2 separate regions of the Homo sapiens genome follow, and region 1 is linked to region 2. Evidence: chromatin loops called from intact Hi-C (ENCODE). Cell type or tissue: dorsolateral prefrontal cortex. All regions are shown on one strand. Each heading gives the region's core, and the rest is flanking DNA. Links, peaks and the distances in the headings are about the cores only.

Region 1 (5,377 bases), core at 322-5,321, 280 kb after region 2:
GAGGAGTCCATGAAGAGTTCAGATGGAGCTGAACCTTGGATGAATTTCTTAACTCTTTCTGCTCCTCAGTCTTCCTAATTTGTAAAATGGAGATGACAGTTCCTCCTTGAGGGGAGGTTGTGCTGACTCTGACTTCTTGATGTGCCTGTCCTGTGATAGCTTTGAAAAGGTTCTACCTGTCTCCCATGTTGGGTACATTTGTAAAGTTTAACCAACCTGGAGAGCCTGGCACAGCATCCCAGGAGTGGAATGTGGGAGTGTGCATAGCTCTCAATGGAAATTGGACTTTCTCATTCTTCCACTTGCCACGCAGCGAAGAGAGTATTAGCCCAGAAGTGGGGAGGGGACAGATTTCAAGAGCTGCCAGAACAGCTCTGATGGTGCAGTATCTTTATATGGGAGGGCTCAGCCTGGTCGCCCTTGTATTTTTCTTTTCCTTCGCCTTCCAAAAGGTGAATTTCCCTACCTCATCCCCTGCCCCCCAACTCTAGGAGTACTGTGGCATTTATTGGGAGAACTAGTTTGAAAAAGCAGTTATGCTAATTAAGATGATAAATGCTCACCTGTTGTTGAGGGGTTTGGGTGGGGAAGGGGGGCAAGTGATGGTTTAAGAGTTAGGTTGTCATTTAAGGACACATAGAAGACATTCAGAACACAGCAGCAGTTTTCAAACAACACAGGTAGTTTAGCAGATGCCCCATTTTTCTTGGTAATAACCAGATCCCAAATAGTCTTGCGGCCTTTTCATTTGTGAAGTTTTGGTTTGTTGACCAACAGAGGGAGAAACGCTTCACCGTACTAGTCAAACATTTTCTTAGGAGCAAGTGAGACATTCACCCAGTTGTGCTTATATGTTGCATTTTAGGAGGACTTATGGCTGAAATTTACCTTTTGTACATACAGACTTCATCCTGTAGATACCAGATTGTGTTGCATGCACTGAAGAATTCTGAGCGTGCATTTGCTGAACTGTTGAATGATAGCAGTGGCAGAACCATCCAGAGGGCACCTTACATGTTGTCTACAGTGTGCCAATAAATAGTCCTGGCAGACGGGCCGTGTTTTAGGGAATAAGTCATTTTGGATAAGCATGATCTCTGGGTAGTGGAGACCTGCTTCTTTTAGGCATACTATATTCATGCTATTAAGGGTAATTTGTGAGATGCGAGTAAATTTCCTTTTCTCTCTCTGTTCATCACTTGCTCTCTTTTCTCCTATACTGTCCAAACCAGGCACTGCTTTCGATCTCCGTGGTTCATTTAATCTCTTTTCTGATTTCTCATTTCCAAATTCTGCTCACGACCCCTACACTACCTCTGCCATATTGCCTGCCTCCCTGTGAAGGGAGAGGCCAACTGAGAGAACGTCCTCAGATTGTCATCTTTCTAGTAAAAATGTCACTTTATCTTTACCTAGCATCTCTCTTATGTCTCAGCAGAAAGTGTCCCCATTTCTTTCCCCAGGACTTCTGTTTGATTGTGTTCTTTCTCTCCCTTTGACCAGTGATTTAACCTCTCTGTCTTGCATGCCCTCTATCGTTCTCCCTTTTTGATTGTACAGCATCATCCAAGACCCTATTTCCTACAGAAATTCTTCTCAGTTTGCTTGGGTAATAAGCAGAGCAATCTCTTAATTCAGCACCACAGTTCTGAGGTAAGGAAGAGCTCCTGTGCTCTTCGTCTGACAACCTTCAGGCTCTTAATTCTTGCCGCCCTCATCCCACATAGCCTGCTCTCCTAAAAGTCACCAGCGACCTCGATTTCCAAAGCTTGGGCCCTTTTCTCAATTTGCATCCTACTTTGTCTTTCTCTGCAGTGTTCATTTATTCATCCAGTAGATAATTTTATTGAGTACCTAGCACTGCTTAATGCCACGATGACAAAGATGATTAAATGTGGTCTTTGCTGTGGAGTAGTACACAGTTGATTGACAGTTACAGTGTAATGTGTTAAGTGACAACTTTTATAGGTTGTCCTGGAGTAAGGTAGGCTCCTCCGTCTCAAGATTGGATGGGCCTGGTGATTAGGCTGAGATTTCTCTGGGGCCAAGCACGTGGCTTACCTTTGATTCTCTCTGTGTTTAGGATAGTCTTAAATTGGTGTTCAGCTGTCCTCTCTTGTTCTTGGATCAGATTTCTCTGGCGTAAAGTACCCATACTGGCTTAATTGAAACTCTTCATCAGGGTGTAGTTTCCCATAAAGTTTGAGTGGTTTATTCACATTATTAACTCTGGCTACATTATTTCATTTTAACACCTAAATATTGGTTAATGTATGGTAGTTTATTTTAGCACTAATTTAAACTGTTTGGTAATCCCTCTAGACATCTAATCTGTGGCCCCAGTGAGTGCATGTGCAATGTTTTGTAGCGGTCATTTTTTTTTAAGTATTAACACAATCATACTTCCTCTTTAAAAGGAGTAAAATGTGTTAGAATGGCTACTGCTGCTGTTAGAATCTGTGAAAAAGGGAAAGTCACCTTTCACCTAGGGGGTCCTGTGTGTTTCTTGGAAGAGAGGGGCCTAGAGTAAGTACATGCCCCTTCTCCAGGGTGCTTTCACATGTGTTTGAATCCATCCCTTGTCACTTGTGATCCAGGCTCAGGTAATACAAGGTTTCGTGGTATGCCATCCCATGACCAAAACTTGTATTGCTAGAGGCCACGACCAGTACTGAAACACTCAGAATATACCCAGTTCAATGCTCAGATTAACTTTGATACTGTCATGGCATAAGCATCTGTCCCTACCTCTCCTGCGTCACCTGTCAGCTGTATCATAGCCACTGCCCAAGAGGTGCTCCAGTAACCACACTTAGCTTAGGGAGCCAACATATCATGCACCTAGTGACTCTCATTTTGTTTCCTGGTAAAGAATAGCAACATTGGCCAGGTGCAGTGGCTCACACCATATTACCCCCAAGCACTTTGGGAGGCCGAGGCGGGTGGATCGGGAGTTCGAGACCAGCCTGGCCAACATGGTGAAACCCCGTCTTTACTAAAAATACAAAAATAGCCAGGTATGGTGGCAGGCGCCTGCAGTCCAACCAAGCTACTCAGGAGGCTGAATCAGGAGAATCGCTCAAACCTGGAAGGTGGAGGTTGTAGTGAGCCAAGATCGTGCCACTGCATTCCAGCCTGGGCAACAGAGTGAGACTGTCTCAAAACAAAAAAGAATAGCAGCATTAGGTAAGAATGCAGCAGCTTTGTTTTGGGTTTTGTTTTTAGATTTTTGTTTTCTAATCCTCCACCGCTGACTCTCCCATTGATGAGTCAGACTTGGTCTGTCCAGTTATTTTTCTCCAGTCCCTTTCTCCATCCTGGGGAATTGGAGAGGGAGCTATCGGTTCTGAAGGGGACTATTACATTGTGGCAGCCAGTTGTTTTACTTTGTTAATGAACCATTCGTATATTTGTTTTCCATCTTAAACTTGGAGAGTTTATTATATTGTAAATGTCTATCTAGATGGGAATGTCTTGGAGAGTTAATATTATTTAGAAATAAAGCATAGGCATTCCTGTCTCCCTTTCTCATTTAGGGCTGTGAATGGTCATGCATTGTGAAAGTGTTTGGCATCTCTTAGAATTTGTGAACAATAGTGCTAAGAGCCAGTGTCAGTTGGAGATTGGCACAGACATAATGGTTTATGGCACAATGAATGTGTCACTTGTGTATGATTTTTTTACAGTGACTTTCAGTCTTCACTCCCTTGGGAGCTAGTATGAGCCATAGTTACCTTTGTTGCTCTCTATGTGTTGTCTGTGCCAATCACAGAGCTGCAGGGGAACAGAACAAGTTGGAATAATTAGATTGAGGAGTGAATGTCACACTTCTAATTTCATTCTCTTTTCAAGGGATTACCAGTGTCCATTTAATAAAATGAGATTAACCCTCTGCAGCAGGAGTACTTGAAAGCTGTCAGTCAGTATAATCTTGACGGCTTGAAAGAAGTAGTGTTCTCAGCACTCTTAGAAACACTGTCATGTTTTATTGGCTCAAAAACTATTTTACTGCACAGGGATGTGTATGTTAGTGTTATCACATGTGAATGTATCATTTCCTTTGAAAAAGGAAAAGTTTAGTATCCATACTAAATAATCCATACAAAATAATGCAGAAATAACATGAACCTTATAATTTAGTTTTGAGTTGGCAGATATCAGTAATAAAATACCCAAGGAATGTGAGACCAGATAAAAATGTTTAAAAACTTTATAAAGCAAATAGTGATATATATTTTTTGAACATTTCAGAAAACCTCGGATCAATTCTCAGCTGGTGGCACAACAAGTGGCACAACAGTATGCCACCCCACCACCCCCTAAAAAGGAGAAGAAGGAGAAAGTTGAAAAGCAGGACAAAGAGAAACCTGAGAAAGACAAGGAAATTAGTCCTAGTGTTACCAAGAAAAATACCAACAAGAAAACCAAGTAAGTTTCTGGTTAACTAAGTACAGGATATTACTTTGCAAGTGAATTCAAGATATCTTCTAAATGCCTGTTTTTTTTGTTTGTTTGTTTGTTTTGTATCTCCCTCATTTAGACCAAAGTCTGACATTCTGAAAGATCCTCCTAGTGAAGCAAACAGCATACAGTCTGCAAATGCTACAACAAAGACCAGCGAAACAAATCACACCTCAAGGTACTTGGAAACTAGAATGACATACTAAATCACTGCTCTGATTTACTTAATCGTAATCATGAATCCAGGGTGGTTTTGTGCCTTGGGTTTGTAGGCTAAGAAGGTGAAGAGCTAAGTATGGGTGGGGCTGGTGACTTTTTCTCTTTTTTAAATACTGTGGCCAGAACAGGAAACAGATAATAGTAATTTTACATTGGTCCCAAGCTTTGCTATCCGTGCTTGTTGGATTATTGCTAAAACTGAGTAGCACACTCTGTAGTCGGCTTTGGCATGTGTGGTAGGCAGTTCGGATTCATTGCCACAGTGTCATGAAGTCTTGTGCGTATTGATGATATTCTGCCAGAAGCTGTTTTTGATCCATAACTTACTTAATTGGCTCTTCCCCTGTGGTGTTGCTTCTAGGCCCCGGCTGAAAAACGTGGACAGGAGCACTGCACAGCAGTTGGCAGTAACTGTGGGCAACGTCACCGTCATTATCACAGACTTTAAGGAAAAGACTCGCTCCTCATCGACATCCTCATCCACAGTGACCTCCAGTGCAGGGTCAGAACAGCAGAACCAGAGCAGCTCGGGGTCAGAGAGCACAGACAAGGGCTCCTCCCGTTCCTCCACGCCAAAGGGCGACATGTCAGCAGTCAATGATGAATCTTTCTGAAATTGCACATGGAATTGTGAAAACTATGAATCAGGGTATGAAATTCAAAACCTCCACCTGCCCATGCTGCTTGCATCCCTGGA
Region 2 (5,377 bases), core at 220-5,219:
ACCTGGACAAGGCCATTAACTCGCCTGTACTTAATTGGCTTGTTCTGTGACACACTGTTGCCCCAGAAACACCCATATGGGTGTACCCCACATTAAAGAAGCCCGCTCTATGAAAACCGAGACTTGTTGAAAAGATAAATGGGAGTTAATTATTTAATTAACCACAAAAGACTTTGCTCTGAAAAATGGGATTTCTGGATAGCTAGTTTCAAAATAATACTGAAAATTTTGATTCTGGGAGAAAGGGAGGATACAAAAATGTGTCAGTTCTTTTTTGGTCCATCTGGGAATGTTCTGGAATAGATTAGATTTCAAGAACTCTGTAATGATGCTTCAGAGGGAACTTGTGAAATCTGAATTGGGTTGGGGGTTGTTTATGGTGGATATATTTGGGGTGCCTGCCAAGGCCCTGTCCGACCTCTGAGAGTCTAGTCCCTCACCACCTAATGGAAGGAGGAGGTATGTCTAAGCCGTCATGTCTATGCCACCTAACTCCATCCCCCCATCTCCCACTACTGACTGTATCAAAAGTAAACTCCTCACCAGGAACCAATCCATAGGCCCAGTCTGTGAGCCAACCAACTTGTCTGTCAAATGTGTGAACTAAGAGACACATAACTACACTTAGATAGTGCTTGGCATTTGACCTGAAAGATCATGTACAGCCGGGTTGGGGCAGTGACTTTAATGCTGTGTACTGTCTCTTAGGAAGGCAGAGAGAAGGCATGCTAGTCTGTAAAGGGAAAAGGGGACTGAGTTGACATGCAGTGGCGGGCCTGGCTATCTTGATCTCCCGTTGCTGGGTGCCCACCGGATTGCCTACTATATACTTTGAATAAGCACGTCTGGAGCCCCAGTCAATGAGGATTTCAAACTGATCTCAACTTATCCACCTTGATCAGGAATAAGACCTTATTTTTATTCCACTCACTACTCTCAGTGGGTTCAGTGGTCTCAGCTGGTCACCTGTCCAAGAAGGCTTTTGTCCTGCCCATTGTTGTGGGGTGGGCATGATGGGGGGAGGGTGTTAGCCATGGGACATGTCACTGCAAACTGGATGATTATTGAGGTCTGGTGGTCCTTGCCAGACAAGAGAGATGATTTGGTTGTGACTGAAGAAATCCCAAGCTCCTTGGAGCAAACCTAGTGGAGCCTGTGATTTTCATTCTCCCACTGTGCTGCCCGGGAGTAAATGCAGTCCTTGCTTTATTTCCCTACGGAGTAACTGACTCGTTTCTTGCTGAGCAGGCTGGGGATAGCAGTTGGGGGAGAGAGGTTTTTAGGATGCAGCAGAGAAATTTGATGAGTACAGAAGTATGGTGTGAACCCACCATTAAATGCCCCAAATGTTACTCTACCCCATTATCTTAGGCGGTTCTATTCTTTGCAACCAAACGTGGCCTACAACACATCAACACAATAGTCTTCTATTGCTTTCCCTCCCTTCCCTCTTGAATTTCTATAGGTAGCAGAAATCCAATCTTACTACCCAGGAGTCCTGGGAATATCATATCCAAATTTACACTGCGGCCCAATCAAAATCCATCATGCCTAGGGGTTTAGCAATGGGGCTTTGTATATTCATAAGTCATTAGAGAAACAACCAACTTACATTCCACTATTATGAGAGTTTCTTATAAAAGGGGTTGGCTATCCCTTTGTCCCCTTCACCTAATCCCTTTCTCCTTTTTAATTCCACCTGGTTGAACCACCTCTATTTGCCAGGCATTTCCCCTTCAGTTAATAGTATCCATTGTGCAGGCTTTACTCATGTTTTCGATATGCCAGCCATTGTGCAAAATGATTTGCAGGTAGCACGCTGTTCAATTGTCACAGGCCCCTTCATTGCAGCTACTAATGACGATTCCCATTTTACAGATGGGGAAATTGAGAGGCTAAGTCATCCATCTGACTCCATAGCCTGAAATTTTTTGGCCACTCTGCTTTACTACTGCTCTGGCTTCCCTGGGTTTCCTTCTGCCATTTTCAGTAACTAGGGGAGAGAAGGTCCAGGTGTCCTGCCTGGCAGCAGGGCCCCCGGAACTTGGCTCTTTTCTGGCCTCCTTTCCAGCTAGCACAGCTGCCAATCTGGAACACAGCCCTTTCCAAGAAAGCCCAGGAGAGAAGCCAAATGTTGACTCACCTGCCAGACTCGGGGATGCTGCTGCCAAGATGCCTCAGGGCCTGTGCAGGAGGGCTGGCAGGGCTGGCCCATTGTGGGGCCTGGCAGGGGCAGCTTCAAAGGGCCAGGCCTTCTTTCCTGAGTGCTTCAGGTTCCAGAGGCTAAAGAGATCCAGATGGGTTCCTCCCCTCCTCCTTCTGCCCCATCCTTCAGCCCTGGAAGTTTCTGAAAGAGAATGTCTCCTCTACATCTCCCCTTGGGTGGCAGGCAAAATTCTAAGGAAGCACGCAAGACTTTCTGCCGTCTCACCCCACCCCACTGTGTGTACCCTGCTTAATCCCCAGACCTGTGAATATGCTGGATTTTGCTCCCATGATTAGGTGATGTCCTATGGCACACTTGATCCTAAGAAGGGGAGATTATTCAAGGAGGCCTGATCTAATCCTAGAGTTTTCTCTGACTGGTGGCAGAAGAGGAAGTGAGAAGTTGGAAGCAGGAGAAGAATTTGACCCAGGCTTTCTGGCTTGAAGTTGAAAGGAGTCCTGCAGTAAGGACTATGGGAAGCTTCTGGAAGCTAAGAGTGGCCCATAGCTGACAGCCACCAAGGGAACAGGGAGCTTGGGCCCACGCATGCAAGGAACAGAGTCTTCCAACACAGAGAATACATTTGCAATGAGATGCTTCCTCAGAGCGTTCACACAGGACCCTAGGCCAGCTACCACCTGATTTCAGCCTTCTGATAACCTGCCCAGAGAACTCAGTTGAGTCTACCTGGACTACTGACTTCCAGAACTATGAGCTAATACATGGGCATTGTTTTAGCTGCAAAGTGTGGGGTAATCTGTTATCCAGTCACAGAAAATGAGTGTACTTCAGATATGTAACAGGCATTTCAAACCCTACATGTCCAGCTATTCCCCACTTGAGTCTTCCCCAGGTGGTCAGTGGTAGCTTTATTCTTCTTGGCATAGGCCCCAAATCTTCAAGTCGGTCTTGCCTCCTCTCCTTCTTGTAACTCTTTGTTGAATTCATCAGCAAGTTCTTTTCACTCTCCCTTCATACTGTCTCCAGACTCTGACTACTCACCACCCCCGATGACCTGTTCCTTCTCTTTTCTGCCCTGACAGCACAGTAGTTCATTACTGAAATGGCCAAGTCCTTGCCCCTCCCTGGCAGGAGGCAAGGACACTCCTGGATGATGGTTGGCTGGCCTCCTCTTCAGCTTCTGTACCCAACCCATTGGGGTGGCTGATAAATTCAAACACAGACACAAAGCAGAGGGTGGCAGAAGAAGGGGGCTCCCATGTGGAGGCCTAATGGGGAGCAGCAGACATTTGAGTTCTGGCTACCCTTGGGCTTGGTAGGCTCACAGAGCCGGCTGCCTGGCATGTTTCCAGATATAACACAGTTGTCACCCAGGAGGAGTTCCCAAGCCTCCTTCAGAATCAATTATGTTCAGGAGTCATGCTGTGGAATACTTTCTGGGGATCAGGATTTTATTTATTGTTCAAGGTTTTGAGCCAAGAGTGAAAAATTGTTGTTGATGATGATGGGGGAATTCCCAGGAGGCCCAGAAGAACTCACAGGCAACCAGCCTCCTGGAGTCACTAAGATGAATGGCTGTCAAGTCAGCCAGAGTGCGAGGCCAGCTTGTCCTTCCTCGATGGCTTTTCTGGGCTCTCAGTCTCTTCAGTGAGGATCAGAGAAGATACATTTTCTTGTTTGGTCAAACCTTTAGCACAGTACTGGGCGTACGGTAAGTTCTCATCAGATGGTGGTGGTTATGACTGATATATTGACTGTAATTTACTTCTAAACATAAAGCATATTTCATACACCATGTCTCTGTGCACATGTATGCATGGGGTGTGTGTGTATGTGTTAGCTTTCATCTACATTGTAGGGGCTGTTAACATTCGAAAGATCACAACCCCACACTCCAGAGGAAGGTACCATAAGTGCTTCAATTATCTGTCCTAGCTCAGCATCCATGGGTGTGTTAATTAGCATAATGGATTTCTAAAATGGTTTTTCATTGATGAAAAGAATGGCGTTCAAGAATGGTAGATGGCTGGAAATGTTTCATAGTGCGTTTGCCTTGCCTGAAGACATTATAAATAAGTCTAGCCAGACCAGTTGCTTATTCTTTTAGAAAGGCTCCAGCCTTGGAAGTCCAAACAGTCCTATGTCTATATATTAAAGGGTTGATTTGATCACCTGCCTGACTAGGCTAGATACTGCGCTGACAATAGTGTCACGTGTGCCTTGACTACACTTTTTGTGAAAGAGGCTGTCGAAGTGTCTAAAGTGAGAGGGCTGACATGTCCCCGGGTTAACAGAATGGGTGGTGTGGCTGTTTATGTGCCTGCTTGCTGGCCTTGAAACCAGTTAGCAAAATGTGGAATTTGGTCTGAGACAGACTGTCTTTGTAACATACTATCTGATTAGGTGATCGGGGGAGGTAGCTTGTAGCCTTCATGGACTTCTTACCTATTGCAGGAAGCCATCATGATCAAACACCTAGTAGTTTGAATAGCCAAATTGCTTAGGCTAGTTTGCAACAACTACTTTAAAATAAGTAAGATAATTACAACTGGAACGAGGAATAACTGGTTTCCTTTAGCTTAGAAAAGACATGTTACAACAAGAAGTCAGGAAAGTATGAGTATAAACCTCTGTATAGCATGTCCTGGGGTGAGTTCTGGTGCCATTTTAGATGATGGTCAATCTTGAAATGTGTGTGTGTGTGTGTAGACAAACAGATGAGCAGGTAGATGATAGGAGAAGAGGAAGGTGAATGGAGAATTACAATTCTATTTTTCTCTCAAGAAAAGAAACGCCATGGAACCTTCTAGAAGTGGTGTGGCTGAATGTGATAAGCTGGAGTTTGGACCTCAGACCAGGATTCGGATGCTGCCTCTCTTTCTTTCTAAGGGGCCTCAGGCTAGCTTCTTAAGTTCTCTGAGTCCACTTTGTCATCTACAAAATGGGTATTGGAATACTTCCCTTGAGTTGTGATTAAAGTAACTGGCCTTGAAACCACTTAGCAAAACGTCAGGCACAAAGTGAGCCTTCAATAAATAATTTCCTCCCGGAATATTTACAGAGCATTAGGACTCTGCACACAGTATCTGGGTTATAGTAGCAAATAAGGCATATAGATTCCTAGAGCTCACAAACTCACAGTGATGATGAACTTCATTAAGGAGACACACGAGGACCCCCTGGCGTGTTTGTTAAAAAGGCAGATTCTAA

The links. Hi-C counts contacts between places; a loop is a spot of excess contacts. Peaks named below come from ENCODE experiments on the same cell type or tissue, not always from the same donor. Only the 100,000 strongest peaks of a DNase experiment are listed, where the experiment ranks them.
Region 1: it touches region 2 in a loop (8-fold over the local background); 2 of 110 quality-filtered maps call a loop at or near these places.

The regions. Positions count from the first base shown.
Region 1 is chr3:72,378,302-72,383,678 of GRCh38, reverse strand. RYBP (RING1 and YY1 binding protein) reads left to right here. Exons shown (of 4, transcript NM_012234.7): 2 at 4,252-4,428; 3 at 4,541-4,639; 4 at 5,042-5,377. The coding sequence ends at 5,294. Among named protein-coding and RNA genes, the nearest start is that of RYBP, 66 kb to the left of the region's middle. In dorsolateral prefrontal cortex, for the core only: no CTCF peak of the experiment used is centred there; no DNase peak of the experiment used is centred there; H3K4me3 peaks cover 2,422 bases; H3K27ac peaks cover 5,000 bases.
Region 2 is chr3:72,658,046-72,663,422 of GRCh38, reverse strand. All of the region lies in intron 5 of LOC105377161 (a long non-coding RNA gene), which reads left to right. LOC105377162 (a long non-coding RNA gene) reads left to right here. Exons shown (of 2, transcript NR_135531.1): 2 at 1-127. Among named protein-coding and RNA genes, the nearest start is that of SHQ1, 190 kb to the left of the region's middle. In dorsolateral prefrontal cortex, for the core only: no CTCF peak of the experiment used is centred there; a DNase peak (open chromatin) is centred at 2,122; H3K27ac peaks cover 2,331 bases.